Linked DNA regions of Homo sapiens: region 1 is linked to region 2. Evidence: chromatin contacts called from ENCODE Hi-C data. All regions are on one chromosome and are shown on one strand. Each heading gives the region's core, a stretch centred on a gene start or an enhancer-like site at or near the end of the contact. The rest is flanking DNA. Distances are from core to core; before and after follow the strand shown. Region 1 holds the start of LIMS1 (LIM zinc finger domain containing 1). Region 2 holds the start of MRPS9-AS2 (MRPS9 antisense RNA 2).

What was found. A loop is a pair of places that touch in the nucleus more often than their neighbours do. Pooled maps may share reads with other maps.
Region 1: a loop to region 2 is called in a map of ascending aorta, with 19 times the contacts of the local background. The contact joins the promoter of LIMS1 here to the promoter of MRPS9-AS2 in region 2. A Hi-C loop is called at or near these places in 1 of 168 maps with a recorded cell type or tissue (ascending aorta), 1 of 37 single-sample maps with no recorded cell type and 10 of 50 pooled maps.

The regions. Positions count from the first base shown.
Region 1 is chr2:108,533,121-108,536,249 of GRCh38, reverse strand. It overlaps LIMS1 (LIM zinc finger domain containing 1), which reads right to left and starts at 1,780. Exons shown (of 10, transcript NM_001193483.3): 1 at 1,656-1,780. The coding sequence starts at 1,687. It overlaps GCC2-AS1 (GCC2 antisense RNA 1), which reads left to right and starts at 2,031. Exons shown (of 3, transcript NR_135290.1): 1 at 2,031-2,421. RefSeq lists silencers at 1,535-2,134, 2,623-2,917.
Region 2 is chr2:105,036,474-105,039,886 of GRCh38, reverse strand. It overlaps MRPS9-AS2 (MRPS9 antisense RNA 2), which reads left to right and starts at 1,391. Exons shown (of 3, transcript NR_110603.1): 1 at 1,391-1,433. It overlaps MRPS9 (mitochondrial ribosomal protein S9), which reads right to left and starts at 1,818. Exons shown (of 11, transcript NM_182640.3): 1 at 1,660-1,818. The coding sequence starts at 1,794. RefSeq lists enhancers at 836-1,778, 1,532-1,861, 2,032-2,081, 2,132-2,181, 2,202-2,411.

The DNA of each region.
Region 1 (3,129 bases), core at 531-3,030, 3.5 Mb before region 2:
TACGGATGCACAATAATTTGAATGAACTTATTACTCTCCCTCCAAAAAGTAAATTACTAATGGTAAATTCAGGATGGGAAGGGGATAGGATGCGGAGAGACACTGGACCAGAGAGGTTTGAAGGTCTTAAAAGGAAACTATTATCTCCTTTATTACACTACATATCCGTTATTCTTAATATCTCACAAATACTTTAAATTTTATATCAACTTACTAGTCAATACTTTTTTTTAAGGAAAAAAGTCCATGATGAAGGAGTACAAATTATTGTTATCAAATCTTGAGCTTTGACTCTTTTTTGTTACTTGTGACCAAATGGCAGGCGTGCACTTCTGTAATAGAGCGATGAGCTGAATTAACTTGCTTGTGTCATGAAATACCATTTTTACGGGAAAGAACAACTGACAAACTAGGGTTATTTAAACCTGTATTGCCGGACACTTCCTTGAAACTGAACAAAGTGAGTCTGTCACTTTGAGGAAAACAATTGACAATATTTTGCTCCCAATGATAAAAAGCAAGCTTTCAACCGAAAATGAGAATTTTGGAAAACTTGTAAACACCACCTTGTATCTGACGGCTTTTAACATAAAGACTTTCCTAATGAAATCAATAGCGATGGTAACGAATGTTATTCGGCGCTATTAATGAAATGCGTCAGCTTGAGATCTGCCAAACTCAGTGAGCCAATATCTTCCAAACGACAAATATATGGTGTTACAATGGGTAACAGCTGCATTCAAACTGCAAGACAGACCAAGGAATTTTAACGTAACTGTGTGCAAAGGCCACTGACAGGAGCTTTAGCTGCATTCAAACTGCAAGACAGACCAAGGAATTTTAACGAAACTGTGTGAAAAGTCCGCTGACAGTAGCTTCAGATTCCACGTCCAAACCAGCCTTTGAGAAACTTCCACTTACGTAGTTTTGGTGTAGTAATAAAGAATACCCATAATTATCTGAAACAGCTATTAAGACAGTACTCACTTTTCCAACTACACATCTGTGTAAGATCAGATTTTCTTCATATAAAAACATACCGCAACAGACTGAACTGCAAAGGAGATGGGAGAACGTAGTTGTCTCTACTAAGTCAGACAACTCAAGAGATTCGCAAACTGTAAAGGACGCCAGTCGTCCCACGAACTCTTTTGTTTTAGCAAAACCCTATGTTGCATAAAAATGTGGTATGTACGTTAACATACCACGGATTTATTCAATGAGTTAATAGTAACTTCAGTGTCTCGGTTTTCCTTTCTAGTACAGTCTATGGAGATAGCCACCATTCCAGGTCCTCTAGTCCCAAGAGGGGTCCTGAGACCAAGACGTCTGCGACCCGCTGATCCCTACTGCTAGAAGATAAATGATTAGCTCGGCAAATACTGATTTGTCTTATGGAACTCTCGGAGCAGCGGGGCGGCGTCAGCGCCTGTGCCACCGCGGACACCCGGGAGTGAACAGCAGCCGTCTCCTCCGCGGGCCCGGACGCAGCCACGCCGCCACCCGAGCGCTGGGGGTCGGGGCTCCGGCCGACCGGGGGAGGCCGCGGGGAAAGCCCGGCCGCCCGCCCGCGCCAGGCCCGGCCCGGCCCGGCCCGAAGGCCCGCCGGGAGCTGCGGGGCGGACGTGGCGGGGGCCGCGCGGTGCGGCCCGTACCTGTGGGTCATCCCGGCCGCCACGCCCAGCATCTCTCCGCTTTCGGCCGCCGCCGTCTCTCAGCCCCTCGTCTCCCGGCGCCGCTCCAGCCGCGTCCTAGTCCCTCGCCGCCGCGGCCGGCTACTGGCGGGCCCGGAGCAGGAAGGGGAGGAAGGCCAGGGGCCGGCCGCGCGGGGGCGCGGGAGGGGGGGGAAGGCGAGGCGGGCCGCGCGGGAAGGCGGGGGAGGGGCGGGAGCGGCTGGGCAAGGAGGGGCGGGGACTGGCGGGGCGGGCGCCGAAGGGCGCGGACTGGAGAGGTAGGCGCGGGGGGGCGGGGCGTTGCGGGGCGGGGCGCGCATCAGACCCCGCCCCAACCCGTGGCTCGGGCCCGCCCCCATTTCAGCACCCCAGGCTAGTCTGGGAGGCTGGCGCAAACGCAGCGGGTGGCTGGGGTAGGGGCTCATTGGGAGCCCACGGAGCGCGGCGGCGGCTCGGGGGCCGAGTTCCCTACAACAAGGATGGCGGTGACGGGCGCAGGGAGCGGGGCCCGGCTCTCCTTGCCTCGAGGCTCCTCTGATTCCACTCGCGTGGCTGCGCGGCCCTGGCAGCGGCCTTCGTCCCGGGGGTGGGAGCTACACAGGGTTCCGCCCCGTCCTGGCGAGGACGCCTGAGGGGGCTCTGTGGTAAGGCTCTGTCGGGCAGGCCGGGCTTCCGGGAGGACCTGGTCTGGATCGGTCACCGCTGGGTGCCTGAGCTCCGCATGGAGCCTGCAGCCTTTGTTTAACTTGTGAGTTAAGAAAAGTTAACCTTTCTTGGAGAGTTTCCAGTCTTGCCTCTGCATCCTGTTCTTCCTTGCTAGCTCTCATTTTCTTCACCCATTCCGTCTATCAAAACCTGAAATTTTGGGGCCGGCGCAGTGGCTCACGCCTGTAATCCCAGCACTTTGGGAGGCTGAGGCAGGCGGATCACCTGAGGTCAGGAGTTCGAGACCAGCCTGACCAACATGGAGAAACCCCGTCTCTACTAAAAATACAAAATTAGCCGGGCGTGGTGGTGGCACATGCCTGTAATCCCAGCTACTCGAGAGGCTGAGGCAGGAGAATCGCTTGAACTTGGGAGGCGGAGCTTGTGGTGAGCTGGGAGATCGCGCCACTGCACTCCAGCCTAGGTAACAGGCTCCGTCCCAAAAAAAAAAAAAAAAAAAAGTGAAATCTCCAAAGGATTTAATAGATTTAATAGATAAGACAAGTTATTCATCCTGGGCATAAATGATCTCTCTCAGGATACCTGATTCTGTAACTATAGCTACTCTCTAGTAATAGAATGAAAACTTTGGTCTCCTGCCAGTCGAGGCATGTCGGAGGAAAACACTGGATCTATTTGATGTCCTCACATGAAAGTAAATTCCAAACAAAGCAAATAGTTAAATGTTCAAAAAACAAAAAAAAAAAAAAAAAAAAAGAGAGAGGTTATGAAAATACCAGAAGAAAACAAG
Region 2 (3,413 bases), core at 142-2,641:
TGTTTCAAGAATGGTCAAGGAGATGAAAATTAAAGTAACAGGAGAAATCATTCTTCATCCATTTTACTAAACCAGTACTTAAGAACTAGACCAGATGTTTACTGAAACTTTATTAGTGCAAAGAAAGTAGAAACAAAGCAAATGTCCATCAATTGTTACATTAACTTTGATATATTCTTATCATGGAATAGTATGCAGCAGTTAAAAATGCTTTTAAAAACATAATAGGGGACCCTGAAGGATTTCTACTTTACAATATACTGCATATGTACAAGAGAAAAGCAGAAAGTAAAATGCAATCAAATATGGTACCATTTTTTGTAAAGTACACCTGTGCATGTATGTTTATGCATGATTATAAGAACATGGAAAAAACATAGAAGAATAGATACCAGGAGGGACAGAAAGTTAGCCATCCCCCAATACATACATTAAATGTCAACAATAAAAATACTCTGTATGATATAGTCCCTCTCATAATCATGCGTATGTAGCAAAGATATACTCAAAGAGATGCATGAAAAAATAAAAATTTCTAGCACATTTTCCAGTAAGAAAAAAAAAAAAAACAAATGTCCACATGAATAGATAGAATGGACTGGTTGATCTAGATTAAAATATAAAGGAAAGAACATACAAAAAGATGTTTTTTTTTTTAAATATAGTTTTTAAAGTATGGTATTTGACTTTCCTGCAATAATTGGTACTTGTTATCACTCTCCCTCCTTGAAACATTCACCTGTTTTCCATGACACCACACTGGCTGGTTTCTCTCCTGCTTCTTTGGTCCCTCATTCTCAATCTCTTGAGGCCTCTTATTTCTTATTTGTCCTTCAGGGCCCTGTCCCTCTGCCTACTCCTCAGTACACTCTCCCTAGGTAATTTAATTTGTTTACAAGGCCTCAGTTACCATTTACAAGGTAACAGGGCATTTCGAAATCAGTTCTCCTCCTGAGCTATACACTTGACTATCCGTAGACCTACTGGAAATCCCAGATGCCTAAAAACATAATCCCATACTAAACTCGTTTCTTCCCTCTCAAATCTTTTTCCTGCTCTGAGATCGCATGTCAGTAAACTGGCATCATCAGCCATCCAGCTGTTGACTCCCCACTTCTCCCTGGATTAAACGAAACGTACAAGTTCTGGCCTGCATCTTTCCATAGAGGGGGATTCGGGAAAATTAAGAAGCCAGAAATTGCGCATATTGAAGGCACTTTCAAAAAGTCACTGTCCTCTACACAACGTGACTTTCTCCATTGTCTTCCAGGCACCTGCAGGAATCCAATTCCCATCATTCTTCTCTGGCGCGGCCCTCCTCCTCCCTAGACAGCAGGGCAGGGTAGGACTGGACCCAACACAGACCTAGGCACCGACCCTTACTTAGCTCAGCAGCCAAATGAAGGAGGAGGTCGCTCCACTTCTACCTTCAGGTAAGTTCCCCTCGCTGCACCCCGCAAAAAAACAAGTAACAACCTCTAGAGCGGCTACTGCACGCCAATACCCACCTCCTCCCCCCCAACCTCAGACCTCCACTAAATACCTAAGATCCTAGAGTCCCTGCCTGAAGGCACGCGAGACGCTGGGGGAAGGTGTCCGCGCTGGCTCCACATCCTCGCGCGGCAGAGGTAAGCCGCTTCCAGTCTTCCCAGGCCTTACCTGGGATCTGACATTTGTTTGCAACTCAGGGGCCGCGGTTTTCCAGAGGCCTTGCTTCCGGGCGAGGCTACCCCTACCCCAGAGAAGAAGCCGGTACGAAACTGCTCCGCCGTAGGACACACAGGGCGCCGCCATGTTAGCTGTGGGAGCTCCAGGACCGGAGGGGTGAGGGGGCGGGGCCTAGAGACGGCGCAGGCGCTAATGGCGCGGGGTTCCAGAGGCTGTCCTGTGCAAGAGCTTCTCGGGCCTTTGGATCAGGGGGCGTGTCCCGCGATCCGCGACAGCTCGTCGCTGATTGGGTGCATGGTGTCCGCGGGGCGTATCCGACTCCACCCCTGCTCGGTGTCGACCTCAAGAAGGATCGCTGGTGGGTCGTTTTTCTCGGCCTCTTTCTCTTCACGTCCTGAACTCAGTCTCTTCGGGACTCACTTCCACGCTCTCCTAGTCTCTTTGGCACTCACATCCACGTGGCGCTTTAGCCAGCCCTTCCTTCCCAGCCCCCTTGCTGCACCTCGAGCCGGCTCTTCCTCCACCTGGGCAGGGCGGCCGGGGCCCCAGATGCGCTCCAAGCCTTGATTCCTGTCTGCCTTATCCTAGTAGGGGTTTTCCCCTCCTCTAACTTTCCACGTTCGTCTGGTTCCAAGTCAAGACTCTCCTGCAGCAACTGTCAAGCCCCTCTCGGTTCCCTGGCACTCTCCTGCGTTGTTTCTTAACTGTATAATGCACAGGATAAACCTTAAACCGGTAAGGTCAAACACTACCTTTCTCGTTTTTGCACGCCCCTCCCTAAGCGTTGGTACTAAGCCTTACTTGAAACCCAATCAGAACTGATTAATTGTTGAATAGAGATGAGTATGTCTTGCTTTCTGAAACTTGCGTGCTCCTGGCAGTTAACTCCCAGGTTGCTTTCTACGAAACACATACTAAATGATGTAGTAACGCACTTTAAAAGGGTTTACACACACTTAGATTTGAAGGGTCAGTAAAAGTAAAACACACAGAAAATCTGAGATCATACAAAGTTGTCAAGCAAATAAATGCCGTCTACTATCACCATCATTTCACGAAACAGAACTTTTTAGCATTAAAAAGGTAGAATGGCAGAATTTCACAATAAAGAAAAATCTTTTAAATGGAATACATTTACTTGTATAAAATGCTCATCCTGTTGTTCTTTTTGTTATTAGCTTTTAGACTAGCAAAAGATATCTTGAGAAATTGGCAGAGGTCGGAGGACTAAACTCTGATTTTTTTATCTTGCCCAAGATTCCTATCTACAGGATTTGGGGAGTCATGCCCTACAAATCATAAATTCTTATTAGATGGGTTTTACTTAACCCTATATATGGTGACTTACTTTCCAACCTGACTCTGGCATAACATTACAAGACAAGGAAGAAAATCAAAATATTTTACCCCAAAACATGTTTCTTTGCCATATCTTGAAATGGCCCTGCAAAGCTGTCCTTGGAGGGGTGGGATATGCATCTGTAAAGAATCTGTATTAACATAGCTAGATCTTTTTCTTCCAGACCCTCCCAATCCTAAAGAGATTAACTAAGATCTGAATAGGAAACATTTGTCATCCATTGTCTCTAAGGGCAGCCACTGTAAGACTTACAGAGAACTTTGGTCTCCACAATCTTTATCTTAAACTGAACATTCCCTTTCTATCAGTCCCAGGTCTTTCTGGACCAAACCAATGTATTTCTTAAATGTGTTTGATTGATGTCTCATGCCTCCCTAAAATGTAT